Linked DNA regions of Homo sapiens: region 2 is linked to region 1. A link is an interaction called in ENCODE POLR2A ChIA-PET data of the cell type or tissue named here. Cell type or tissue: PC-9. All regions are shown on one strand. Links, peaks and the distances in the headings refer to the core of each region. The heading gives the core; the rest is flanking DNA.

Region 1 (17,349 bases), core at 5,332-10,331:
TTTTGGGTGATAAGCGGAATAAAAATACATAATTTAATCCAAATCCTAGAAGTACAAAAATGAAAATTTGGACCTATAAACATTATTAACCATCTTTCTAAGAAAATTCAATGATGATAATGTATTTGATAGGGCAGTAAAAGAACAAGACTGCTATTGCTTCTTCAAAGAGAAATTGCATTCCTATTCACTGAAATCAGAAAATTTCACTTTCTGGTTAAATGATAGAAATTATTTACACAATATAGCTATAATAAAAGTAGCTTCAGTATTTACATTATTTGTCTAATTCTAGAAACCCTCAAAAATACCTCAATGACTGTTATTCTAGTTATATCTCTTAGATCTTAAAAATTGAAATTAAAACATTTTCTCACTTTAACTAAAATAATCTACAAAGGCTCAGCAATACATGTTATTATAAAAAAAATTTTAAATACTTATAACCCAATCTTTCTGTCTTCTATTTATTCCACAAATCATTATACAAGCCAAATCCAGATAAGCTCTAGACAATTTTTAAAATAACAAAATAATAATATTTTGATGGCATATAATCAAAATTAACCTAAGAAATTATTTATCACATTGGCTTTCAAATGTTTTTAAAGTAATGGAGAACTTTTGTTTAAGAGTTAAACTATATATTACACAGAAGTCACGGATGTCAAAAGTGAAACTTCTCCCATTAATTCTTGGAGGACAGCCTGGATACCTGCCCACTTGGAAACTCTCTTCACATCTAATTTCCTCCAACAATGGCCCTTGGAGGTCATCCATGGAATCCCCAGACTCTAAGGAGCACTTTGGAAAATAACTAATCTAATAAAATTATTGTGTTACAGATAAAGAATCTTGAATTCAGCCAAAAAATTCTATATCCAAATTTCTTTGTCCACCCACTCATTCTTCTCTTATTAATTTTCTGAGAACTTAAATGTATTCTTGTATAAAATTAATATATATTACATAAGTCATAGATGTTTCTTTTCAATAAATCAGAAAATATAAATATGCACAAAGAAGACTACCACTCACAGTCTCCATAATCAGCTAAGTAATGAAGGCATTTTGTTTTGTACTTTTCATGATGTTGTTAGCCAATTACTAACAACATCATGATGTTGTTACTAACAACAATTACAGATGATACATACAAAAACAGATAAGTTATGCTTATCTATGCTTAATTAGTTGCAAGATGAACTAATCTGAATGTGTTTTTATGTATCCCTAAAACTTTCAGAGATATGATAGTGTTTTTTCCATCAGAGTTTGTAGACCATGTGTCTTAATAAGCCCTCCAATGTTCTACTCACTTCTGGCTTATCTGGTGTGATTATAATTATGTTATTGTTCTGACACTGATTTCATTCTCCTCAGACTGTATAATGACAGAAGGATAGGAAAGTTGACACAGACTTGTGACGAGACTGCCTTCCAGGTGAATGCAAAATGTTTCTGATCCAAGTAACATCAGCCAAAATGGTAGAGTAGGGCCCAGAAACACGGAAAGACTTGTTAAAACTGTCAGAATCCACCTGTCGGAAACCTCAGCATCATTAGTCATTAGGAAATGTGAATCAAAGCAACAAGGAGATACTACCTTATTTCCACTGGAATAGCTAAGATTATAAAAACATAACAAATGATTTTTAAAATGATTGAAAACAAATTAAAAATATATTTCATGACATGAAAATCATGAAATTCACATTAGTGTCTGTGAATAAACTTTTATGGAAGCAAAAAAAAAAAAAACAAGTGTTGATGAAAATGTGGAGGTGAAATCCTTACATATTGATGGGAGGAATGCAAAATGGTGCAGCTGCTTTGGAAAATAGTCTGGCAGTTCCCCAAAATTAAAATTGTACTGAAATAAACACCTACATTCACACAAACACTTGTACACAAATGTTTATAGCAGCATTATGCATAATGGCCAAAAAGTAGAAACAACCCTTTCACTGAGGAATGGACAAAGAAATCATGGCACATAAATTCAATAGAATATAATTCAACAATAAAAAGCAATAAAGTACTGATGCATGCTAAAACATTGAGAAAGTTAGGAGACATTATGATAAGTAAAAGAAGTCAGTGAAAAAAACAACGTATTGTATAATTCATTTATATAGAATGTGCAGAATCTGCAAATAAATAAGGATAGAAAGTAGATAATTGTTTGCCTACAGTTGAGGATAGCGAGAGATCAGGAGTGACTGCTGATGCACACAGGGTTTCTTTCTTAATTTTATTTTATCTTGGTTGATAAAAGTGTTCTAAAACTGATTGTGATGATGGTGGCACAATTTTGTGAATATACTAAAACTATTGAACTGTACATTTTAAATGGGTGGAATGTATGGTATGTGAATTATAGCTCAATACAATTGTTTTCTTTTTAAAAAATCAACCCATGTGTGAGGCAGCAAGTTTGCCTAAGCTATCAGAGCTCCTTATAATCAATAGCAAGCCTCTGTAGAATCAATAATGTAACTCATCTCTACAGTCACCTATATTTTTTAGATTTTTTCCTTTCCTCACTGCATGATTTTCTGCTTCTCTACTTTAATGGTCTCCAAACATTTTTGATTGTGCAACAATCATCAAATTATATTCCGTAAGAACTCATGACATAAATAAATGTACTGAATTTATTTATAAATATAATGACGTATTGTTGTGCTAACATGTGATGTACATTATTGAATTTCTATGAAAATACAAAAGAAAGGTGAGATTTTAAAATATAAATGAATCTTTATTATTTTCTTCATACTTTTCAATTGCCTTAAGCAATTTTGTACTAAGCAATCTTTGTGCTATGCTTACGCAATCTTTGACTTAAGCAATCCTTAGACTATGTGGCCTTAAGCAACATGGTACAAGGAAAAAATATAATCCCCAGCATCTATGCTACTAGGTTTCCTGTTGGCCTACTTCCTATAGTTCTCTCCTGGTGAGGACTATACATCTCATAATTTCCTGCTGCTCTGTCAGCTCACACACCTATAAAAACACAAACACGTGTGTATGCACATAAATTTCCTAGCAGAGTAAATTTTGGGCATTTTTATTTTTTGTTTATCAAGCTACTGGGAGATGAGGGCAAGGTATTTGGGAACATCTGTCAACCTCGTAGAAAAAAGGATGGCTGTCCAGTTCTCTGGATAGTGTGTGTCGTTAAACAGGAATGCATAACGAACCTTCTTATTATTATTCAGAATAACCTCTATCCAAATTTAGAATAAGTCAGGTTCCTTTTTCATATACCCACCCTATTTACCTTTTAAGAGTCTTCACTTCAAAATTCTGGTACTAGGTTTTCACAGTTTTTTTTTTTTTTTCTGGTTTTCTTCCTTTTCATCATTGTAGATTATAACTAGAAATCACTTTGACCAGAAGTCATCACTATTTCTTCATGGTTCTGCTTCCCCAAGTCTGAATTCCTTCAAAGCAGTTCCCATGCCCTGTTCACCTTTTTATCCCCAGTTCCCAGCACATTAGCTTGATAAGCATTTGGTTTTCAATAAATGCTCTTTGAATAAGCATATGATTTATTCAATCAGTTATGCATGCGGGATTTGGGAATTTTTTAACATAAACATATTTCAGTTAACTGAGTGACTTTAGGGAAAGTTTCTCAATTCACTGTGACTTAGTCTTTGTTTGTTCACTACTTATTTTTAAAAAAAAGATTTGACCTGATGACATCCAAAATCCTGTTTATCTCTGAATCAGCAATATCTGCTGAGACGGCAAACTAAAACCGGGTACATCTCACATAAAACAGTGTTGCAGCTACTCAATTATAAATGTAATAGTGTCAGAGCTAAAAGAAAGGATTTCTGGCAATCAAACTTATACAGAAATGGTAGAAATCAAATATGAATTCCTAAAGAGCAAATTAGTTGATGAAAAAGAAATGGCAAATCTTAGAAAAAGATGGATGGTGTTGTTTTTGGAAAATTAAGAAAGTTCCTTTTCTGGCAAAGAGAGATTTTGAACTCAGTAACCAGTAACTTTAGCCATTAATTAAAAGAAATATACTACGACAGTTTGGAATATGGAGAGGGAAAACGTTGACTCTCTTCTAGAGTCCCAAGCACATCTGACGGTCATAAAGTTGTTCTGCTGTTAGATTGTAGGTGCTGGTCTTGGGTTATGTCTCCCATTTCCTTGCCTGAAAATGTTACCTCACTTGTTAAACTTATGGATCAGTGGTTTAATGAATACCCTTATGCAAGCTCTATAGTTTCTAAACTAATTTTGAATCTAGTACCTGTAACCTAACAGCAAGTAATGGGAATCTTCCTTTAAAAATCGAAGAAAATTTCCCATTTGATTCATTGCAATATACTTGTCAACCTTGAATCTCTTCTCTCCCTTGAAAAACAATTGCAATCACTGTATCTGACATATTTAGGAAACTGTTCTTAGTTATTTCTGTTTATTTGTTTATTTACTTCCAGGCAAGACTCTCTTCGAGTTACTCTTTAATCTGCTTAATTTGAGGCACATGACATAGTAATTCCTTTACTTGAATAGCTTATCATTTATACCAATTTTAAAATTCCATATACCATAACATAGTTTCTTTTTCTGCAAGCATAGAGATCTAAATACCCCCTTTAACCCATGCCAAGAAAAAGATTTTAAGTAGCTAGAATAAAAGGAGAAATAACATTTTGTTGATCTGTAAGGAAACTAAGAATTATTAGGCCCAACATGAAGTGAAAGTTAGAAATCAAGGAGAAAAAGAGTGCTAAAGTCAACTTTCATTGTGAAGGTATTTGCCTAAAATTGGTAACTTTGACTCCCATTTTGAGGACTTCTCAGGGCCTAAGAGAGAGGAGAGAAAGCCTAGAAACTGACAATGTGGGACTCCAACAGCACAGACCCTCATATAAAAGTGGAAATCCAAAATAACTATAACTTGAGACTAAAAGTCAATGATCAATTCACCTACTGAGAAGAAAGATACAGCAAAGACATGTGTACGTCTTGATCTTGTATTGAGTGTTGAAGGGAGAAATAGTCCTTTAAAACATGGAAACACAAGCTGAACCTGTTACGAGTTTGCAGCTCTACTTCATGCTACCTGCTTAATCAAAAAGTTCTCAGCAAAATTATTTTTAAATGGTTTTGAGTTCAAAATTTCCCCACGGAACTGATGTAAATAAATTCAACCAAGATCACAAATATTTCCTATAGGTAAAATTCCAAGGAAAATTATCTGCACAGCCAAACACACACAGAGACACAATATATAAGTACCACAAAGGATGTAAGGAGTGAAATGCGGGAAAAAAATGGTAATACAATAAAAACTACAAAAAGTTTATGTATTAGAATTCTTTGAGACTAACCAGAAATAATTATTTTCAATGTGTATCAATAAGTCTTTTTTTAACTTTAAAGTTCAGGGGTACATATGCAGGTTTGTTTCATAGGTAAACTTGTGTCATAGGGTTTTTTTTTGTACAGATTATTTCATTACTCAGGTATTAAGCCTATTACCCATTAGTTATTTTTCCTGATCCTCTCCCTCCTCCCACTCTCCACCCTCTGACAGGCCACGGTGTGTGTTGTTCCCTTGTGTTCATGTGTTTTCATCATTTAGCTCCCACTTATAAGTGAGAACATGCGAGATTTTGTTTTTTGTTCCTGAGTTAGTTTGCTAAGGATAATGACCTCCAGCTGCATCCATGTCTTTGCAAAGGACATGATCTCATTCTTTTTTGTGGCTGCATGGTATTCCGTGGTGTATATGTACCACATTTTCTCTATTCTGTTTTCTATTCATGGACATTTAGGTTGATTCCGTGTCTTTGTTATTGTGAAGAGTGCTACAAGGAACACTCACATGCGTGTGTCTTTATATCTTAAAAATATAGCAAAGTCAAGAAATTATGAAAAATGTCCAAGTAGTTTTTAAATAAATAGGAATTCTAAATATAAAAACTAAATGATTGAAATTTTCAAAATTAATTGGAAATGGTTAATAAGCAGATTATACCCAACTGAGGTGACAATTAGTGAACTTGAAAATATAAGCCAAAGAAAAACCCAGAATACACTCCACAGATAAAAAAGATGGAAACTATGAAATAGAGGTTAAGAAATGTACAGGACAATGTGGAAATATACAACAGTCATCTACTCATAATGCCCAAAAATGGACACAGAGAACAGAGAGAAGAAATAATCAAAGATATATTACAGTAGAATTAGAGTATCATCACTCTGCATATCATGAATTAATAAAGAATCCAGGGGCCGGGCTTTGTGGCTCACGCCTGTAATCCCAGCACTTGGGGAGGCCAAGGCAGGCAGATCACGAGGTCAGGAGATTGAGACCATCCTGGCCAACATGGTGAAACCCCATCTCTACTAAAAATACAAAAATTAGCTGGGCGTGGTGGCGGGCGCCTGTAGTCCCAGCTACTCAGGAGGCTGAGGCAGGAGAATCACTTGAACCCAGGAGGGAGAGGTTGCAGTGAGCCGAGGTCACGCCACTGCACTCCAGCCTGGCGACAGAGCAAGACTCCTTAAAAAAAAAAAAAAAAAAAAAATCCAGGAGTTATCGATGCCTACTAGCATCACATAAGGAAAGCAATCTATTTTTCACGTTTCCTGATGGAAATACCAGCATTTCCTGTGTAGTATTCTTGCCAAGAAAACCTAAGTGAGATTAAACCTCTAAATCTATCATTTCATGTATAAGAAATATAGAGAAGAGGAAAAAATTAAATTCCATACTTGGTTATAACAATAAATAAATGTCAAGGGAAAAGAGACAAAATACATATCAAGCAAACACAATGTATAGATCTTATCTAAATCAAACACTAACTAAACAACTGAAAATGACCTTATATAATAAAAGGAATTTCTCACTATCTAGCAAAATTAAATATACCTTTACTTTTCATGTAGCAATATTGCCACTTTAAAAAATATATAACAAAGGTAAACTGGTGAAAATACAAAAAATGTATAAGAAGGTCATTCATTGCAAAAATTATTTTAAAAGTCTATGTTAGAAATAGCACAAATATCTGTCAATATTAGAAGTGATGAATAACTAGTAGCATATCAACATAATCTCCAGTTGTAAAAAAGAATGAGGGATATTTCTATATGTGACTATAAAGTGATGTCTAGAATACAAAGTGAAAAGACAAAACAAAAAAAAAACAGAAAAGAAGAAAGGCAACACATGATTATGTGTACATATACAAATATGTATATAGCATATATTTTAACTCTTTTATGTATAATATGTTAAAATAAATGGAAAAACTATAATATTTCAAATGAAAAGTATAAGTGGTACTGATTATGTTATTAATATATATTAAAATTAAAAGTAAATGATAATATTTTAAAATGACAACTATTAGGATTATTAAATGAAGAGTAAAGAATAGAAGTTAAATTTTGATTTTACCTCTTTTGTAGTTTCAACTTTGAGACCATGTAAAATTACATTAAAAATAAATCAATCTCTAAAATTCTAAAATGAAACTAAGCAATTGAGCTTAAACATGTATTCAGTTAGTGGCATGTAGACACACAGTGATCAATAATCCTAAGTTATTTAAATCACAATAATTTGACAAAAATAGCTGTAAAATATTTAGTTATTTTCTGTAATCATATTCTTGGTGGTAGTGTTGACATTGTTATTCTGAGACTGTTGTGTGTATATTACAGATAAAGCAAATGAGAAATTTTGTGGACCATGATAAGCTAATGCTACCATTCCTGCTGTTGTCAAGAACCAGGATTTGCAACACGGAGAAAAGAGATACAGATGTGAGACTGAAGAGTTTAATAGAAACCCTGGTCCTGATTTTGAATGGAAGCATCAATGTGACTCCATTCTGCACTGTATATAAATACATATATAATTATTATATAAAACTATACTTATTTATAAACATATACATATACATTTATATACTCTAGTTTTGTTAAGTGAAAAAAGTTAGGAATAGTGACAAATCCAGTATCAAAGACAACCCCTAACACCCAGAGTTGTCTCAAAATATCATTTCCCATTGAAAGATACTAAGATTAAAAAGGAACAATTTCAGTATGAATAAAAATTATAACTTCAAAGGTGCCTATTGCAGAATGTTAGTAAACCACCTGCCTAATTTTTAATTTGTGTGTGTGTGTTTCTTGTATGGCATATTTTTAAACTAATGATATTATGATCACTTTTACATAACCCTTCAACAAATTATAGGTACTATTGAAAGAAAAGGCATACATTTTTGCAAATGTTTTTACTCTTAAGCACAAGCAAAATTTCAATTTTGGGTAAAATGTGTGACTGAGTTAATATAAATATTTGACTATTTCATGGTGTTATTATTGTTTTCATTGTTCAAGAAATCAGTCATACCATTTGGGTGTTTTGCCACCCAAATATTTTAAGACAAGTCAACATGTTTATATTTCAGACAACTATCTTTTAAAATTAAATAATGATTTTATAGCTCCCAAAACCGTTAGTCTTAATGATAGCCAATAAGTAATATAATATACTTTGCATTTTACGTACTTGAAAAATATAGCTTTTATTAAAAAGGAAAATTGTATTCAATTTTAACAAATAAAATTATTTTAAGCAGTGCTTCAAAACCAATCATATTTAAGTACTAATTTACAATTAAAATACATTTATATTAGGGTACAATATAACGAGGCAATTTAGTCATTTAATTTTTTATAAATTCCAGTACGTACAGTAAATAAAACTGTGTTATGGAAAAAATAAGTCAGAGAAGAGTAACTTTTTAAAAACTTCATTTTAGATAAACTTGATCTTCTCTTTACTGCATATGAAGCAAACTAACTTCTTGGATATTTCAGAGCATATTAAATTAACCTTTCCTTTCTCCCAGGCTCCTCTGCCATGTTACTATTATACTATTTCACTCAGACACATTCTTATAACTTTTGGAGTGCAAATTATTTACAGCTGTTGACATCCTCTAAAAGAAGGAACTCAATCCGATTCTTTTGACTTGGCATTTTTTTTTTCTAGTTTTGAAAATGTTGTTTCCAAGAATGAAAATACCTTTGTTTGGAATAAATTATTATGGCTAATGACATGTTTTTGAGGGCATGGTGGTATTGATTGAATCCTTTCTTAACTTTCTAGCTTCTATTTTATATTCAGCTTTTTATGGTTTATGTCTCAGGAATTAAAACTTTGTAACATTCATTTGCCCTCTTACCACTTAACCAGAAAGCTTTAACTCCCTTTTACAGACTCACACTGGTTTGCTATTTCTCTCTCTTCTCATAGTTTTCATGTCCTTTATATTCTTTCTTTCTGAAATTTTTCTGGTAAACTATAGAGAACTCTGGAAAAGGGTTTCACTGAACACTCCCAGATAAAATACTAAAGCCATTCTTTTAATTAGTCTGTTTAGAGTGATGGAGAAAAGTCTGGCTATACTCTGCTAACATTCCTTCTTTCCTTGGGCTAGATAAATTATTTCTAAATTTCAATTTCCAAGTAAACATAAAATTAACATTTTATCAATTTAAATAATTTATCAAGAGATAACATCTATCAAGGAATAACAAAAGAACTTTTTAAATAGGACAGTTTAATTTTACAAAAGAACTAGAATTCTCTCGTTTCTTAAGAGTCCAGATTTTGCCCAAACCTGTAAAGTTCAAAGCAAAACAGAAAGTTGGCCATAGATCTTATGAAGAGAGCCAAGCTCGACAGTTTGGGTCAAGAAGTAAAAATTTCACTCATTACTTAAATATTAGAAGTTATTCACAGCTGCAGATAATTTGTACTCTACAAGTTCCAAAAATATGTTGCTGAGTATGATTTTGTTTTAATTATTTGGTTTGGCTGCCTATGCTACCAGCTTTTCATATTATTTCCAACTTTCCATTTCACCTTGTGCTGGCAACAAAAAAGATTTCAGTACAAAAATTCACTGAGTAAAAAAAAAGTCATTGTGTTAAACGATACTAGATTTTGTACAAGGCTCTGGCAATTTCTAATTTTGATTGACAGTTCAAGGTGTTCAAATTTGGGGTTGAGAACTTTTGGATCTTTGTCATCATGGGAGAAGAATTTGATGCTGCTCCTCCTTACATTTGACTTTGCATTTTATTACATTTATCACTCACCTTGGAAATGTGTAGAAATGAAATTATAAAGATTTTTAAAAGTGCATGGTGAAACAATAATTCTAAAACATTTGGAAACAGGAAAGACCTATTTACCTAAGAGACTCTGACCAGATAAGTATCTTGACAATCTTTATTTCCAGAAGATGTGTGTGTGTGTGTGTGTGTGTGTGTGTGTGTGTGTGTATTTCAGAGTAACAACTCATATGTACATAAATGTAAGTCTCTCTTTTTATAAGTAAATTCAGCTTCTAAGTGACCTTGATTTTAACCCCTACTTTCACTGATGGCTGAAAGCTCTTATTTTTCCCAATTCAAGGCAACTCAGTCACATTGCAGTTGAAAATTGATATTCTGTTAGCAGATATTCAAATGTATCCACAGCCACATGTCTGCACAATTTCAAGGCCCATGCTCTCTAGCCCTTACCGCTCCTCGCTTACAGAGAAGTGGTCCCAAGATTTCTCCAAACCTCCTTATCCTTTCCTTTTTCATAAGGGTTACCTAAACCCCAGAGAGCAAGATAAGGTGAGGCAGTTAAGTAGTTAAGTGTGTGTGACTTGTATTTATCCTGAGATGAAGAGGTGAGTATCTAACCCCTGGGCCATGTTCAGTCATCGTTATTTTGCACCCTGACACACTACGTCCCTGATGATTTTACATGTTTAGAAGTGATACATGCCACAGGTATCACCAGTCCCTCTTACAGCTTCTTATCTTGACTAGTCACATAGTCTACATTTTCTCATCCTGACCCAACGTATCTCCAAAGAACATCCTCTCCCCTTTGCAGGGCTTGGGAAGTCTTGGTTGCTTTGACCACATCACCCTGGAGTGTATCAAAACTATGGAGCTGCCTGCAGGACCATTTACCTAAACACCACCATGCAGCCATTGATAATGTAAACAGATTTTATGTTGTTTTGCCTGTTGCATTTTGGAAGGTCAGGCACAAGATCCCAAATCTGGGAATTCCCCAAATCTATCTTCTCAGTTGAAAGGTCTCCTTACTCTATCAGCATTAATATCAATCTAGGTCCCTGCAGAACCATTTATTTTAACCTACTGATTGAACTTCTGTTTCTTTCAGGGTGATGCAGTATTTGGTATTTTACCATATTAAATATTCTTCCTTTGATGGTTTAAAACACCATGCTGAGTACTCTGAGCTTCGCTCTAAATCTGTAAAACTCAGCTTGTTAAATTCACAGAAAATTCTTTCTTCTTTCTTCTACAAAGCCTGGCTCTTATGCATCAAGATATATTACAACTTTGAGATTTAAGAAAAACTTTACAAAATTACACAGGCTTCCTTGTAATAAAATGCATCAACCATCCTATTAAAAACAATGTACACAGGAATAAATCACTTTTGACTAAATGGTACAGGAAGAACTGCAGTGAAAGGAATTGCTGAAAATCTTTCAGGTTTTACTGAGCAGAATATGATCTAGTTAATTTTTCACCATAGGTTGAATTATTAGCCACAATTCTCCCCCCTCTGAGGTAGGAGGATGCATCCACAACCTTGCCTTGGCGTCATGGAAGCAGAGTACACTTCCCCAATTCAATAAACTTGTCTTATCCAGTGGAATAAGGTAAGTTGCACCTTGTTATTTCTAAGCCCATGTCTTAAAAGAAATTAAGTATTTAGTCTAGATCAACTGACACATGGATACATAAGAAATAAATGCTAATTTTTGTATGCCACTGGAATTTTGAAATGTTTGTTAGGCAGCAGTAGCTGACTGATACTATGTGGAATACACAACTAGGTGTTTTGTTTTTCTTGTATTGCATCAACTAGTGGAGATTTAAAAGCAAAAGAAACTTAAGGAAATCATGATTTCTTTAACAAGAGATTTCTTACCTCTTAGTGAAATATTCACATGGTCCCTCAAAGGTGTATGCAGAGGAGCCACTATAGTCATCTGATCAAATCTTTCATTAAATGTGGAGATGCTCTTCTTTAAGGTTTTAGAAAAGTTCATATGGTCTCTGCTTCCAACACCTAGTCCAAGCTATCATCTTTTCCAGCTGGACTAATGAAGTAGCCTCTATACCCACCTCCTGGAATACTCCCTTACTGCAACCTATTCCTCTCTAATCTGTTCCTCATCCTAATATATTCAATGCAAATATGACCATATTGTTCTACAGCTTAAAATCCTTCAGTGCTTTCTCATTTGTTTCAGGAGAAAAGCCAAACAGTTCAATATGTCCTTTAAGGATCAACATAATCTGTTCCCATTCTATCTCTACAGCCTCAGTTTTTGATTTTAGCATCGGTCTGTGTATCTTAGCCAGAAGAATTACTTTCAGATTATTGGAAGAGATCTTGCTTTTTTTTTTGGTAACTCATAGCCTTCCTTATTACTACTCACAGTCTTCTTGCCTAGCTGCCAGTGAGTTTTGCAATCCCGTGTTGAGAGTATGTTTTCCACTGCCAACTAGTTACTCTGGTTTCTTGTTGAAATCAGAGCCCAAGGCTTTGATTGGAGGGAGGTTATCTAGGGATCATTCCAGGAGGAACCGTAGGGTTGGAGAAAATGAGAGGAGAAAAGCAGAAGATGAGGTGTGCTATGGACCTAATTGTGTACCCTTTAAACTCATATGTTGAACCTCTAACCCCCAATATGATGTTATTTGGAGATGGGGCCTTTGGGAGGTAATAAGGGTTAGATGAGATCAAGTAGGTGAAGCCTTCCTGATGGGAAGAGCATACTTATAATAGCTTTCATCCCCTTCTGTGCTTATGAAAAATATATTTACCCATCGATTCAATCTTTTTTTTTTTTTTTCGAGGTGGAGTTTCACTCTTGTTGCCCAGGCTAGAATGTAATGGCACGATTTCGGCTCACCGCAGCCTCCGCCTCCCAGGTTCAAGCCATTCTCCTGCCTCAGCCTCTTGAGTAGCTAGGATTACAGGCATGCACCACCATGCCCGGCAAATTTTGTGTTTTTAGTAGAGATGGGGTTTCTCCATGTTGGTCAGGCTGGTCTTGAACTCCTGACCTCAGGTGATCCACCTGCCTCGGCCTCCCAAAGTGCTGGGATTACAGGCGTGAACCACCGAATTCAGCCATCAATTCCATCTTTACATTTCACCTTCCTTGCTACCTCATTCCCCTTTCTTCTAGTTAAAATTATGCCTTTGTGATAACTTCCATTACTTGTTATAATAGTTTAAGAAATTCTTATCCATATTTCCCTCATCAGCCTGAAAGCTACTTGACAGAGTAAACACTATATCTTATATGTTCAGTGCATACTAATCCAATAAATATTAATTAAATAAAATAAGAAATAAATATTGATATATCTATTTATATAGTTTTAACCTAAAAGTATAGCTTATATGGTATTTTGAGGCAAGAAAAATAATTTGCTCATACATATTTAATTTACATTAAACAAAAATATCAAATCTCACTATATTGAACTTCTGTGATTTTGACTTTGGTAACTAAATATTATAATTTGCTATTGAGTAGTTACATGCTAAATAATTTATAAATTGTGCAATGTTTCATAGGAAAGTAATCAGTAATGCAAAATAAGAGAATATAAGATCAATAAGGCACTCAGCTTCAGACCCCTGGAAGAAGACAAAGAATAATGTCATGACTGTACATGTTTAAGTATAGAAAGTTTATTCTAAGTGATATTTACCAGCTGCTCTTCTGATCTGAAAATTAGAATATAAATGGTGAAACCAAGAGTATCCTCTGGCAGAATATGCAGTTAAACCCTGGAAAAGGCTATCATTAGGGGAATAACTACTGTCCCTATGATAGTGAAATCCATCTGTCTTTGCTGCCTTCAGAGGAGACCTTGGTTTATTATTGGTTTAATAATTCCTATTATGCAACAGGGAATCAATAACTTTATTCTTTAAAGTTCTTCTCTGATTGTAAATTGCTATAGACTTCCATTAGAGAATGGATTTGTAATGCTATTCATTATGTGATTACCAGTTGTAATAAATTAGCCTGATAGTTTAAATTGCATATTGATGATTGACAAACCACAAAAAAAGATTTAGAAAAATGTCAACCTCCAAAAATAAATGTTTCAACTACTATCATTTTTATATTTTATTCTTAAACTATATATAAGTATAATCATAATGACTGGAAATCCAAATTTTAATTCTTCATTCATTCAATATACCTAAGATAAATAAATAAATAACAATTTGAAAAACACTTGCACATATTTTGTCATAAATGATTCACCTTTTACTAAAATGTATTTTGTGGAAGAAAAACTTGAATATATTTAACATAAATCTTGATAAATTTTTGTGTAAAATTTTATATGACCATAAGCAACTATTATTACACTATTCTTTGTAAAATATGTATAATGATATGAATGAGCTTTTCAGAGAGATACTATGACCTTTTACTGCTTCTAAAAATCATAGTAAAGATCGTTTGCATGAGGTTCTAGTATCATGTATGAAGCAACTTTGGTCAGTATAATGTGGATCTACAAGCGTTTTCATCAGCTTGGGCTGCTATAGCAGAATACCACTGACTGGAAAGCTTAAACAACAAGCATTTATTTTTCACAGTTCTGGAGGTCAGAAGTCTTGAGAACAAGGTGACAGTGGATTCCTTCTTAGTGAGGGCTCTCTTCCTGGCTTGCAGACAGCTGCCAGCTGGCTCTATCCTCACATGGCCCAGAAAGAAGGCTCTGGTGTTTTCCTCTTAAAATGGCACTAACCTCGTTATAGGAGCTCCCCCATCATGACTTCATTTAAGATTAATTACCTCCCAAAGGCCTTACCTCCCAAGGGTTAGAGCTTCACATATGAGGTCTGGGAGGACACATACATTCAGTCCATAACACTACAAGAAATGAGTTTCCTCACTTCAGTAAATTAACAGCAAAGCAGAAACAGAATGCCAAGTTCTACATAACAGTGAATTTTAGCCTAGTATGGATTTTACCCAGCTAGTAAGAGAAAATACTACCTTCAAAATTATTTCAAGGAGCATATTACATTTCCAGTTTTATAATCTGCATTTACCGAAGTGTGTATTTCAGTTTAATATCTCTGTTTTAACATTCTTATCCACGAAATGGGGAAAAACAGCATTTATCTTTGCCTCTTCAATCAGTGTTATGTAAAATAATGAAGTAATATGTACCAGATCTTACAAAAAAAATTATAAAAGTTCAAAACAGTATCATTTTCTTTTAATTCCCAAACTCATAATTTTGCTTTCTCTGAGCTATTACCTCTTGACTATCTAATATGTCAGTTTCAACTGAGGCCTGTGGCACACCAGCCAGACTCATACCTTTTGATTTCCTTGGAAAGGTATTTCTCAGCTGGCAAAACAAAGTATCCAAAATGAAAAGATAAAGAAAGGGGCCACCAGACTCAGGAATTACTCTGACTCAGAACAGTACTTGGAAATTCCTGTGCTGTATGATCTGCTGCCAGTTACTTCAGATTTGAAACACAGTGCCTTATTAAGGACTAAATGAATGATTGTCTATGGATTTTGGTGGACCAGATATAACGAATACTTAAGCACTGTCCATCCATTGCCAACCCATTGTCCTCATCCCACACTTGACGTGGGTAAGAATTTCCACTTCTTAAACCTGCACATTTCTCGGGAATTTTTGCAAAGATTAACTAAAAACTGTAAGACCTGATTTTAGGGAATGATATATGGACATATCACTGGGTCAGATGCAGGATGTGTTACTTTCCTCAAATTTCAGTAATGTAGTCCTTGTTTTACTGTTTTTATACAGCACTTTGTCTGCTAATGGACCACAGAAGCAGAAGTAGCCCTATTTCTAATCTTGCTTCTTTGTCCTAGGAGTTATTTAATCACCCATCTCTATTTTACTGCATGATTCTAAGAAAAGAGAAAGATAGATACATGTATTATGATATTTAAGAATAAACTTAGACATTGCAAAAATAGGAATCAAAATAATTGACACCTTAAATTGCTACTTGAATGTATCTATGGTTAATTCTTATCTCCTATGAATTAATATGTTTTAAAATTTTTTATGGAAAATTTTGTTCAATTGGATTTTCAGTCTTTCCTAACAAGCCAAAACTGCTATGTCCTTAAAAGACATAACATTCCAGATAATGATTACATTTGAAAATCTCACTAGCAATCATGAGAGTCACACATGTGCATCAGCTGGGTCTAGAAAACTAAAAAAAAGAAAGAAAGAAAGAAAAAGTATGAGTTACATCAGAATAAGTCTAAGAATCATATATGTTATATTAAATATGGTTGATAGAATATTAAGTAATGATTATATCTGAGAAGCCATGCTAATAACCCTGTACACAAATCACCGTGATGCAAATGTTTTCCACTTTTTCCAATGTCAATTAATTTTTGTTCTTGCTAAATGTTACTGATGTATATAATGGTATAAGCAAATCTACAGAATGATTCCAAAAGGGGCTATAAGGAGATAGATTATGTAAATTTAAAAATTACTATAGTCCCTTTGGCTTCCACTTATTTTCTCTTTCTATTTCTTTCTCTTTCTTTCTTGCTTTCTTCTTTCTTTCTTCCTCTCCTTCCTTCCTTTCTCTCTCTTTCTTCCTCTTTCTCCTTCCTTCCTTCTTTCCTTTCTCTTTCTCTTTCCTTCCTTCCTTCCTTTCTTTTCTTTCTTTCTTTTCTTTCTTTCTTTCTTTCTTTCTTTCTTTCTTTCTTTCTTTCTTTCTTTCTTTCCTTCCTTCCTTCCTTCCTTCCTTCCTTCCTTTCTTTCTTTTCTTTCTTTCTCTTTCTCTCCTTCCTCCTTCTTTAGCTCTTTTTCGCTCTTTCTTTCTTTCTTGACAAATTCTCACTCTGACACCCAGGCTGGAGTGTGTTGGCACTATTATAGCTTATTGCAGCCTCAAATTCCTGGGCTCAAGCAATCCCCCCCACTTCAGTCTCCAGAGTAGCTGGGATGACAGACATGCACCACCATCCCCAGCTTATTTATTTATTTATTTATTTATTTATTTAAGAGAGGGTTTCACTCTGTCACCCAGGCTGGAGTGCAGTGACACAATTACCACTCACTGCAGCCTCGAACTCCTGGACTCAGGTGATCCTCCTACCTCAGCCTCCAAGGTAGCTGGGACTACAGATCCGTGCCACCACGCCCAGCTATTTTTTTTTTTATCAT
Region 2 (13,042 bases), core at 7,429-12,428, 1.4 Mb before region 1:
GGTTGACTGCTAGTTTTTATTAGCACTTTGCCAGTATTGCTTAATTCTTATTCGGCTTCTATCATTGTTGAGAAGTCTGATATCAGTTAATTATGATTTCTTTTAATTTTTTTCTCTAGTTTGTTTTAAAATATTTTCCTTTTCTGTGGTGCCCTGCGGTTTCATTAAAATATGTCTCCATGCATACATGATTTTCCATTTATCTTGCTTAGGACTTTTCGCTTTGAACACTCCATCTGCCTTCACTTCTGTATAATTCTTGGTCATGCTTATTTTGAATATTGCTTTTCTCTTATCCTTGCTGTTTTCTCCAAGTGGAACTCTTATTAGACCTGTGTTAGACCTTCTTAGTTTACCCTTTGTGTCTTTTAAGCCTTCTTTCATATTTTCCACATCTTTTTAGGTTTTATTTGGGTAGAATTTCTCAGTGTTATCCTTTCAGTACACTAATTCTTTCCTCAGCTTTGTCTAATTTACTTTTTTTGATGGTGATATGTATATATAACATAAAATTTATTTTAGGCCAGGTGTGGTGGCTCATGCCTGTAATCCCAGCATTTGGGAAGGCCAAAGCAGGAGGATCACTGGAGCCCAGGAGTTTGAGACCAGCCTGGGCAACATAGGGAAATCCTGTTTGTACAAGAAAAAAAAAAAAAATAGCTGGGCATGGTGGCATGTGCCTGTAGTCCCAGCTACTTGGGAGGCTGAGGCAGGAGGATTGCTTGAGACTGGGAGGTCAAGGTACAGAGAGCTGTGATCATGCCACTGCACTCAAGCCTAGGCAACAGAGTGAGTACTTCATTTCTGGAAAAAAAAAAAAAAAAGGAAAAAATTTTACCATTTTAACTATGTTCTGAGTGTACAATTCAGTGGCATAAGTACATTCGTATTGTTGTACCATCATCACCATTACCCATCTCCCAAATTGAAACTTTATAGTCATTAAACAATAACTCCTCATTCTCCCCTTCTCCCAGCCCCTGACAGCCACCTTTCTACTTTCTGTCTCTATGAATTTGAGGTCCCTAGGTAACTCATATAAGTAGAATCATACAGTGTTTGTCTTTTTGTTACTGGCTTATTTCACTTAATATAATGTTCTCAAGGCTCATCCATGTTGTAACATGTATCAACATTTCATTCCTTTTTAAGACTTAATAATAATCTATTGTCTGTATATATGAACACTCCAATTCTGAAAATCCAAAATCTAAAAGGCTCCACAATCTGACACTTTTCGAGTGCCGAAATGACACTTAAAGGAAATGCACGTTGGAGCATTTCCAGTTTTGAATTTTCAGATTAGGGATGCTCAACTGGAAAGTATAATGCAAATATTAAGAAATCCAAATAATTTCAAAATCTGAAACACTTCTGGTCCCAAGCATTTCAGATAAGGGACACTCATCCTATACTACATTTTGTTTATTCATCCGTTGATAGGCATTTGGGTTGTTTCCATCTTTTTGCAATTGTTTATATACCCAGAAGTGGAATTGGTAGATCACACAGTAATTCTGTGTTTAATTTTTGAGGAATTGCCCTACTGTTTTCCACAGTGACTGTACTATTTTATGTTCCCACTGGCAGTGCCAAGGATTCCAGTTTCTCTTCATCCTTGGCAATACTTTTTATCTGGATTTTTTTTTTTTTTGAGATGGAGTCTCGCTGTGTCACCAGGCTGGAGTGCAGTGGCACAATCTTGGCTCACAGCAACCTCTGCCTCCCGGGTTCAAGTGATTCTCCTGCCTCAGCCTCCCAAGTAGCTGGGACTACAGGCGTGCATCACCATGCCCAGCTAAGTTTTGTATTTTTAGTAGAGATGGGGTTTCACCATGTTGGCCAGGATGGTCTCGATCTCTTGACCTCATGATCCACCCACCTCGGCCTCCCAAAGTGCTGGGATTACAAATGTGAGCCACCGTGTCTGGCCTTGTTTTTTTTTTTTTTTTTTTTTTTTTTTTTAATAATAGTAACCATCCTAATGGGTGCAAAGTCATTTCCCATCATAGTTTTTTTTAAATTTATCAAGTTTTGATTATCACTTATACTGTTTTTCATGTCTATACCTTTTCTTTGCTTTCTTTAACTGACTTGTTCTTTTTTCATGTAATCTTTCATTAGTTTCTGTTTTTTTTTTTTTTTTTTCAACTTTTATTTTAGGGTTGGGGGTACATGTGCAGGTTTGTTACATGGGTAAATTGTGTGCTGCTGGGGTTTGGTGTACAAATGATTTTGTCAGCCAGGTAGTGAGCATAGTACCCAATAGGTAGTTTTTTGATCCTCACCCTCTGATATGGTTTGTCTTTGTGTCCCCACCCAAATCTCATCTTGAATTGTAATTCTGTAATCCCCACGTGTCGTGGGAGGGACCCAGTGGGAGGAGGTAATTGGAATCATGGGGGCAGTTTCCCCCATCCTGTTCTTCTAACAGTGAGTGAGTTCTCATGAGATCTGATGGTTTTATAAACATCTGGCATTGTCTCTGCTGGCATTCTGTCTCTCTCCTGCCGCCCTGTGAAGAGGTGCCTTCTGACATGATTATTTCCTGAGACTTCCTCAGCCATGCAGAACTGTGAGTCAATTAAACTTCTTTCCTTATGTATTACCCAGTCTCGGGTATGTCCTTATAGCAGTGTGAGAATAGGCTAATACGTTCTCTTCCCACCTTCCCTTGTGAAGTAGGCCCCACTGTCTGTTGTTCCCATCTTTGTATCCATGTGTATACGCAGTGTTTAGTTCCCACTTCTAAGTGAGAATGTGCTGTATTTGGTTTTTCTGTGTTAATTCACTTAGGATAATGGCCTCTGGTTGCATCCATGTTGCTGCAAAAGACATTATTTTATTCTTTTTTAATGGCTGAGTAGTTTTCCATGATGTATATGTACCATAGTTTCTTTATCCAATCCACTGTTGATGGGCATCTAGGTTGATCCCATGTCTTTGCTATTGTGAGTAATGCTGCAGTGAACATCTGGGTTCATGTGTCTTTCTGGTAGAAAGATTTATATTTTTTTGGGTCTATACCCAGTAAGGGATTGCTAGGTCAAATGGTAGTTCTGTTTTAATTTCTTTGAGACATCTCCAAACTGTTTTCCACAGTGACTGAACTAATTTAAATTCCCACAAGCAGTGTATAGGGCTTATAGTACTGTGTTCCCTTTTCTCTCCAACCTTGCCAACACCTGTTATTCTTTTACTTTTTAATAATAGCCATTCTGACTGGTATGAGATGATATCTCATTGTGGTTTTGATTTGAATTTTTCTAATGATTAGTGATATTGAGCATTTTTTCATGTGTTTGTTGACCGTGTGTATGTCTTCTTTTGAGAAGTGTCTGTTTATGTCCTTTGCCCATTTGTAATGGGGTTATTTGTTTTTTACTTGTTGATTTAAGTTCCTTATAGATTCTGGATATTAGACCTTTGTCACATGCATAGTTTGCAAATATTTTCTCCCATTCTGTAGGCTTTTTACTTAGTTGATATTTTTACTTAGTTGATAGTTTCTTTTACTGTGCAGAAACTTTTTAGTTTCATTAGGTCCCACTTATCTATTTCTGTTTTTGTTGCAATTGCTTTTTTTGGAGACTTCATCATGAAATATTTTCCAAGACCTGTGTCCAGAATGGTATTTCCTAGGGTTGTTATAGTTTTAAGTCTTACATTTAAGTCTAATCCATTTTGAGTTGATTTTTATATATGGTGAAAGGAAGGGGGTCCAGTTTCAATCTTTTGAATACGCCTAACCAGTTATTCCAGCACTGTTTACTGAGTAGGGAGTTATTTCCCCGTTGTTTGTTATTGTTGTCTTTTCAAAGATCAGATGGTTGTAGGTGTCTGGCTATATTTTTGTGTTCTCTAACCTGTTCTAGTGGCCTGTGTATCTGTTTTTGTACCAGTACCATGCTGTTTTGGTTACTGTAGCCCCATAGTATAGTTTGAAGTCAGGCAGTCTGATGCCTCCAGCTTTGTTCTTTTTGCTTAAGTTTGCTTTGGCTATTCGGTCTCTTTTTTTGGTTCCATATAAATTTTAGAATGGTTTTTTCTAATTCTGTGAAGAATGACATTGGTAGTTTGATAAGAATAGTGTTGAATCTGTAAATTGCTTTGGGAAGTATGGCCATTTTAACAATATTGATTCTTCCTATTCATAAGCAGAGAATGTTTTTCCATTTGTGTCATCTCTGATATCTTTCTGCAGTGTTTTACAATTCTCATTGTGATTTGGCTCTGAGCTTGGATGTTATTGGAGTACAGAAATGCTACTGATTTTTGTACATTGATTTTATATCTTGGAACTTCACCGAAGTCATTTATCAGTTCTAAGAACTTTTGGGCAGAGAATATGGTTTTTTCTTTTTTTTTTTTTTTTTTCAGGTATAGAATCATCTGTGAAGAGAGAGAGTTTAACTTCCTCTTCCTATTTGGATGCCTTTTATTTTTCTTGCCTGATTGATCTGGCTAGGCCTTCCAATAGCATATTGAATAGAAGTGGTGAGAGTTGGCATCTTTGTCTTGTTCTGGTTCTCAAGGGGACTGTTTCTAGCTTTTGCTTGTTCAGTATGATACTGGCTGTGGCTTTGTCATGGATAACTCATTATTTTGAGGCTTCAATGCCTAGTTTGATGAGGGTTTTTAACAAGAAGGAATGTTGAATTTTATCAAAAGCCTTTTCTGTGTCTGTTGAGATGATCATGTGGTTTTTCTTTTTGGTTCTGTTTATGTGATGAATCACATTTATTGATTTGCATATGTTGAATCAACCTTGCATCCAGTGGATAAGGCATACTTGATCGTGGTGGATTAGCTTTTTGCTGTCCTGCTGGTTTCAGTATACCAATATTTTGTTGAGAATTTTTACATTTATGTCCATCAGAGATATTGGCCTGAAGTTTTCTTTTTTTGTTGTGTCTCTGCTAGGGTTTGGTATCAGGATGATGCTGGCCTCATAGAATGAGTTAGGGAGGAGTCACTCCTCCTTCATTTTTTGGAATAATTTCAGTAGGATTGGTAACAGTTCTTTTTACATTTGGTAGAATTTGGCTGTGAGTTTGTCTGGCCCAGTGTTTTTTTCTGGTTGGTAGGCTTTTTTTATTTTTTAATGACTGATTCAACTTTGGAGGAACACATTACTGTTCTGTTCATGGTTTTAATTTCTTTCTGGTCCAATCTTGGGAGTTTGTATATTTCCAGAAATTTATCCATTTCTTCTAGGCTTTCTATTTGGTATGCATAGAGTTTTTCTTAATGGTCTCTGAGGGTCTTTCTGTGGGGTCAGTGATAATGTCACTTTTGTCATTTCTGATTGTGTTTATTTGGATTGTCTCTTTTTTTCTTTATTAATCTAGCTAATGATATATCAATCTTGTATATTCTTTTGGAGAACCAAAATTTGGTTTTGTCGATCTTTTGTGTGAATTTTTGTGTCTCAGTTTCATTCAGTTCAGCCCTGATTTTGGTTCTTCTGCTAGCTTTCAGGTTGGTTTGCTCCTGCTTTTCTAGTTCCTCTAAGTGTGGTGTCAGGTTGTTAGTTTGCAATCTTTCTAACTTCTTCATATAGGCATTTAGTGCTGTATAGTTTCCTCTTAACACTGCCTTAGCTGTGTTCTAAAGATTCTGATATATTGTGTTTCTGTTTTTGTTAGTTTCAAAGAATTTTATGATTTCTGCCTTAATTTCATTCTTTACTCAAAAGTCATTCAGGTGCAGGTTGTTTAAGTTCCCTGTAATTGTATCATTTTTGAGAGATCTTCTTGGTAATAATTTCTATTTTTATTGCACTGTGGCCTGAGAGTGTGGTTGGTATGATTTCGGTTTTCTTGAATTTGTTGAGAATTGCTTTACAGCTGAGTGTGTGGTTGATCTTAGAGTGTGTGCTGTGTGCAGATGAGAAGAATGTGTTTTGCTTTTGTTGAGTGGAGTACTCTGTAGAGTCTCCTAGGTCCATTTGGTCAGGTGTCGAGTTTAGGTCCCAACTATTTTTGTTAGTTTTCTGCCTCAGTGATTTGTCTAACACTGTCAGTGGGGTGTTGAAGTCTCCCACTATTATTTTGTGGTTGTCTAAAACTCTGTAGGTCTCTAAGAACTTGTTTTATGACTGGGTGCTCCAATGCTGGGTGCATTATATTTAGGATAGTTAAATCTTCTTGTTGAATTGAACCCTTTATCATTATGTAATGCCTTTCTTTATCCTTTTGATCATTGTTGGTTTAAAGTCTGTTTTGTCTGAAATAAGAAGAGCAACTCCTGCTCTTTTTTTGTTTTCTGTTTGCTGGATAGATCTTTATCTCCATTCTATTACTTTGAGCATGTGGGTGTCACTGCATGTGAGTTGGGTCTCTTGACAGCATATAGTTGGGTCTTGGTTCTTTATCCAGCTTGCCACTCTGTGCTTTTTAAGTGGGGTGTTTAGCCCGTTTATGTTCAAGGTCAGTATTGATATGTGAGGATTTGATTCTGTCGCCATGTTGCTAGCTGGTTGTTACGTAGACTTGATTGTATAGTTGCATCATAGTGTCAGTGGGAGATGTATTTTAGTGTGTTTTTGTGGAGGCAGGTAATGGTCTTTTGCTTCCTTTTTTAGCACTCCATTGAGGACCCCTTGTAAGTCAGGTCTCATGGTAATGAATTCCCTGAGCGTTTGCTTCTCTGAAAATAATTTTGTTTTTCCTTTGCTTATGAAGCTTAGCTTGGCTGGATATGAAATACTTGGTTTGAATTTCTTTAAGCATGCTGATTATAGGTCCCCAATCTTTTCTGGCTTGTAAGGTTTCTGCTGAAAGGTCTGCTGTTAGCCTGATGGAGTTCTTTTTATATGTGACCTGCTCTTTCTTTCTAGCTTCCTTTTAAGATTTTTTCTTTCCTGTTGACCTTGGAGAATCTGATGACTATGTGTCTTGGGGGTGGTCATCTTGAATAGTATCTCACTGGGGTTCTCTGAGTTTCCTGAATTTGCTTATTGACCTGCCTAGTGAGGTTGGAGAAATTTTCGTGGAAAATATCCACAAATATGCCTTCCAAGTTGCTTGCTCTCTCTCCTTCTCTTTCTGGAATGCTGATGGGTGTTAGGTTCGTTTTGTTTACATAATCCCATATTTCTTGAAGTTTTTTTTTTTAATTCTTTTTTCTTTATTTCTGTTTGCCTGTGATGATTCAAAGGAGTAGTCTTTGAGCTCTGAGATTTTTTTCCTCAGTTATGTTATTAATGCTTCCAATTGCATTATGAAATTCCTATCATGAAATTTTTGTTTCCAGAAGTTCAGTTTTGTTCTTACTTAAAATGTTTGTGTCAGATCCAATCATGGATCAAACCACCATTTTACTGGTTTCCATGGGTGGGGCTTCAGCCTTCTTCTATATCTTGTCGAGCTTCCTTGCCTTCCAGCTTCTGAATTCTGTCATTTTAGCCATTTCAGTTTGGTTAAGAACGATTGCTGGGGAGCTAGTGTGGTTATTTGAAAATAAGAAGACATTCTGGCTTTTAGAATTGCCAGAATTCTTACACTGTTTTTTTCTTACCTGTGTGGGCAGATGTTCCTTTAATCTTTGAAGTTGCTGTACTTTGGATGGGGCCTTTTGCTTTTATATTATTTGATGCCATTGAGGATTTTACTGTGGTATAAGTTGGGATTAGTCAATTGGCTTGGTTTCTGTGTGCTTTCAGGGCCAGAGCTCAGCTCAGCACCCCTGGGCTGTGTGCTCTAACCCTGGGGGTGCACTGAACAGGCCAGTGGCTTTGATTTCTGGTCCCTTGAGGTCAAGCATCTGCTGCACTGGAGGAGCCGAGATGTTCCCAGACTGCTGGCAACAACTTTCCGATGGTGACTGCCCGAGAAAGTGCTCTGGGGGGGCGTGGGGCGGTGCTTTGGGAGAGTGCACTTGTGGTGGGGGTAACCATGGGCAAGTGCGCACTGGCAGGGGAGGCTGCAGGCAAGTGCACACCAGTAGGTATTGGCTGTGGGTGGGTGTGTGCTTGCAAAAGCGCTCTGACAGGAAGGCAGAGGCTGTTGGCAAAAGACCTATGGGGTGGCTGTTGGGGAGCATTTCGGCAGGGCAGCTGAGGCTGTGTTGCAAGCTAGTGAGACAGACAGGACCCTTTGAGAGGCTGGCAGACAGGGTGGCATTCAGATCAGGTTGGCCCAGTCTTGTGGGAAAGATAGCCCTGCTCTTTCTACTTCTGGCAGCGAACTAAGGCTAAAGCCACCTAGAGGAGTATATCAAGATTTGGGTGATGGGCACCTATCAGGGAACCTGCCCCAATAGTCACGTAGTTTCTTTTCTGTTTTCCCTAAGTGTCGGCTGGGTTGGGAAATAAAGGGACAGAGTACAAAAGAGGGAAATTTTAAAGCTGGGCGTCCGGGGGAGACATCACATGTCGGTGGGTTCCGTGATGTCCCACAAGCTGCAAAACCAGCAAGTTTTTATTAGGGACTTTCAAAAGGGGAGGGAGTGTACAAATAGGGTGTGGGTCACAAAAATCACGTGCTTCACAAGGTAATAGAATATCACAAGGCAAATGGAGGCAGGGCGAGATCATAGGACCGCAGGACCGCAGGCAAAATTAAAATTGCTAATGAAGTTTTGGGCACCATTGTCATTGATAACATCTTATCAGTAGACAGGGTTTGAGAGCAACCGGTCTGACCAAAATTTATTAGATGGGAATTTCCTCTTCCTAGTAAGCCTGGGAGCGCTATGGGAGACTGGGGCTTATTTCACCCCTACAGTCTCGACCATAGAAGACGGCCACACCCAAGGGGGCCATTTTAGAGACCCACCTTCAAGGGCACATTCTCTTTCTCAGGGATGTTCCTTGCTGAGAAAAAGAATTCAGTGATATTTCTCCCATTAGCTTTTGAAAGAAGAGAAATATGGCTCTGTTCCACCCGGCTCACCGGCAGTCAGAGTTTAAGGTGATCTCTCTTGTTCCCTGAACGTTGCTGTTATTCTGTTCTTTTTTCAAGGATCCCAGATTTCATATTGTTCAAACACACATGCTCTACAATTTGTGCAGTTAACGCAATCATCACAGGGTCCTGAGGCGACATACATCCTCCTCAGCTTACGAGATGACAGGATTAAGAGATTAAAGTAAAGACAGGCATAGGAAATCACAAGCGTATTTATTGGGGAAGTGATAAGTGTCCATGAAATCTTCACAATTTATGTTTAGAGATTGCAGTAAAGACAGGCATAAGAAATTATAAAAGTATTAATTTGGAGAACTAATAAATGTCCATGAAATCTTCACAATCCACATTCTTCTCCCATGGCTTCAGCCGGTCCCTCCGTTCGGGGTCCCTGACTTCCCGCAACAGGCACCTATGGCCATGCCCCATTGCAGCCATTACTGCGCCAGACCCTCTGGGCTCTGTGCAGACTGGCATTCTGTCTCTGGCAACTCATTGGGCAGTTCTCCCTTGCAACTCAAAGGTCTGTGCAGGTCATGGGGTCTCCCATAGTTAGGATCCTAGAGGATCGTTGCAAGAGTGGGCTGCTCCATGCCTGTTGCACTTGCCACTTCCCTAAGAGCTGCTCAAGGCCAGGAACAAGTCCTCTAGTTTCTTCTTTTGTGTTGTTGTGAATTTTAAACATATTTATTTTATAATCTTGTTTAGATTATGGTATTAGAATCCTCCCACTTGTTATGGCTATTGAATCTTCCTTATGTTGTTTATTTTAGCAGATACTGTTATTTTGATTTTCAGGTCTTCTTTGGCAGGGTAGCTTTTTCTTGTGATCTTGTATTCTCTAGATGGTGGTTGTATATTTGTTTCTGCCTTGCCTTTAGGGATTTGACAGTTAGTGGTGATGCACCTTGGAAGGGGTTTGTAATGAAGTTACATTTTCATTTGTGTATGTTGAAATAATAAAAAGAATCAGAGGAGGAAAGATTGAAGATAGTGGGTAGCAAGTAGCTAATTAAAAGAAGCTAGTGCCTTTGAAAGTTGAAGGCGGTGGGACCTTGAACATGATGGCTAATTGGGGTTAGGTGGGCTTAGATATCACAGGAAGTTGCAGGAGCCTCCTTCTATTGAGTCTGTATTTTCTTTGAGATTGAAAGTGAGATGTTGAATGTGTGAAATGACTAATATGAGTAGATATTTGATAATATCAAATAGTAGCATTTTTGGGCTGCATGAAGAGCTTAGTCAATTGTGTCTATAATCTTAATAGGGAGACTCTTCTACTTTGCATGTTTATCTTTGGCTAGCTGGTGTGGTTTCTGGGAATGTGAACCTTGCGATCAATCAAGGGTTGAGTTATTTCATTGCTGTCGGGGAGGAGGGAATGCCTGTGGTGCAAGTGAGCTGAGTAGTTGAAATGACATGTCGACTGTAGAACCAAAGGCTGTAAAGACTACAGGGAAGAAAGTAGAAGGGTTTATGGACTGGAGGTCAAAGAAGGACCATATTTCAAGTTGAGTAAGAAGATTAGAAACCTACATTTATGATTTTAGAGGTAGAACAAGTGAAAAGAGAAGGGGTCCTCAGTTATAGGGCAGGTGAGTATCATTGAGATAAATAGGTCAAGAAACTAAGATCACTGTATTTGGGATAGTTATTATACCCCGAAATTTAAAATGGTGGAATACGATTTGATATCTTTCTTGAGGCAGATTTTAAATAATTATTGGAAATAAAAATTTTTGCAGATAGGAAAATATTTGGTGTAAATTGAGTTATTGATGTATATGATCATTTTGGTATATGATGAATTTCAAGTAGGAATAATCTGGATGTTAATTTTTTAGAGGAGTTCTAAAAAATTAACATCCAGATAATTTTTCCTGTCATAGAATGATAGGAAAAAAGGAATGTCAGAAATAAATATGTATGTGTCAGTTTCGAATTTGTTTTTAAAAAAAATGCACTGAATTTTAGTAATTTTGAAAATTCTAAATTTTAATATACTATAGTTTTTATAACCAAGTGTCATACATTTTGTTGCAAAATTTAAACTGAAAGAATATTTTTTGTTAAAACTCGCCTTATTATCCTAGTTGTAGAAGGAGATAAAATAAAAGAATGTGAACTTTCATTTAATGTTTTATTTTCTTGTTAACTATTTGGAAATTTATATTAGTTGACACTGTTCTTGCAAAATATTGTGATTTTTCTTTTGTCACAAAAGATAATCATCTGTATAGTGCAATGTGGTTTTAAAAAATTCATGTGTATTTACTATCAGGGAGTTATAATAATCCAAGTCAAAAGCTCCAAATGATGAGATTTCTTGTAGTTAGCCCCTGTGTCATAAAGATATAGTATCTTGGTTTGGATATAAGGATTTGTAAAGGCATTTCACTTTAATTGGCTATGTCTGTCAGATGATATTATTCCAGTGTCTTCTGGTAAATCTCCAAGGCATTGCTGCAGCTTTACCTACCTAAATGTAGGAGCGTGCTAGTAATGTGGAGGTTACTTTTTCTGAAGAGGCAAGTTAGCTTTTTATTGTAAGACTTAACTTTGAGGACGGTATGGTAAAGAGGTAAAATAGCTTTTAAATTTAGGGATGATTAAATGGCCACCACTTCCATGTTACCTACATCTAACATTCATTTAGCAATATTTACTGGACACTTTACCATATGCTAGACTGTAGTGATATAAAGTACAGAAAAGAGCCTTATCAGAGAGCTTATATTCTGATAGGGGACAGAGAGAGATGTATGTAATAATTAAGAAAAATTCCTTAAATACATAAAAAGTATGTATGTGTATGTGTGTGTGTATATATGTATATATAGTTTTCTTTATAACACTATATGTATAGAATATGTATATATATATATAGTTTACAACACTGCATATACATTCAATGTATATAGTGTTTTAAATAAAATAGTGTTGTAAAGACAATGAAAGGATAAAGGACTAGAGAATGACTAGTAACGTGGACTAAATTTATGTAGGCTGGCTAGGGAGGGAGGGAGAATTTCTAGCCCGAGGAAACAACAGGTGAAAAGCCTCTGCTTTTCAGGTGAGAATGTACTTTGCGTGTTTCACGAACAAAAAGAAGGGCAGTATAATGAGATAATAGAAAAATGGTACCAGATTGGGTCTGAAAAGTAGGCAGGGTGCCAAACATTATAAAGCTATGAATTGTATTCTAAGTACAGTGAGATGCTATGAATGATTTTAACGTGATCTGATGATCTTTCTGAAAAGATCACTCTCCCATTGTGGGGAATGGATTGTAGGGGGTCAGGATGGAAGCAAGAAGACCAGTTTCATTGTAGTAGCCCTGATGAGATGTGGTGGTGTAGTGGAGATGAAGAGAAGGAAATGAATTTAGGAGGTATTACGGACGTGGAGCTAATTGGTCTTGCTGATAATGAGAGTAGGAGATAGAGAGTGATCAAGGATGAATTTTAAGGTTTTGGATCTAGCAGTTGGATTGATGTCCCAAATATGGGATTGTGGATTGGGTAGAATTCTGTTTTGAACCTAAGTTTGACATGCCTTTTTATATCAAGTGCATATGTTAAGTAGACTGTTAAATATAATAATGCTAATGCTAATAATTTCATTGATAATGATAGCAGCTAACATTTATTGAGCATTTACTCTTATGTATCAAGTACTTTTATAAGTATATTATCTCATTGAATCCTCCTAACAGCTCTGTGAGCTAGGTACTACCTCTTTCTGAAAACGGAGATACTTTGAATTTGTCCAAGGTCATTCAACTAAAAGTGGTGAAACTGGGCTTTGAACCCTATAGGCTCACTCCAAAGCCCATATTCTTAAGCATTGCACCACACTACCTTTGGAGTGTGGAGCCCAGATTAGGTATAAAATTTTCAGTCATCAGCTTAGAGATGATATTAAAGCCACAAGCCTTGATAGGATCAACTACTGAGAGACTAGGGAAGAGAAGGCTGTCTAGGATCTAACCAGTTAGAAGTTGGGAACAGAGGGAGCCAGAAGTGGAGACAGAGGTTAGAAGGAAGAGTCACATGAGAACAGAGATGAACACGTTGGATTTGGCATCGTTGAGGTTGTTGGTGTCCTCTATGAGAAGCTCCTGTGGAATG

Evidence for each region. Peaks named below come from ENCODE experiments on the same cell type or tissue, not always from the same donor. Only the 100,000 strongest peaks of a DNase experiment are listed, where the experiment ranks them.
Region 2: POLR2A ChIA-PET joins it to region 1 with 7 read pairs; 2 of 35 experiments call an interaction of 5 or more read pairs at or near these places.

Annotation. Positions count from the first base shown.
Region 1 is chr18:68,764,883-68,782,231 of GRCh38, reverse strand. It overlaps a transcript of CCDC102B not described here. Among named protein-coding and RNA genes, the nearest start is that of CCDC102B, 25 kb to the left of the region's middle. In PC-9, for the core only: no CTCF peak of the experiment used is centred there; no DNase peak of the experiment used is centred there.
Region 2 is chr18:70,151,993-70,165,034 of GRCh38, reverse strand. The region is part of intron 14 of RTTN (rotatin); the gene reads left to right. Among named protein-coding and RNA genes, the nearest start is that of RTTN, 47 kb to the left of the region's middle. In PC-9, for the core only: no CTCF peak of the experiment used is centred there; a DNase peak (open chromatin) is centred at 10,284; H3K27ac peaks cover 353 bases.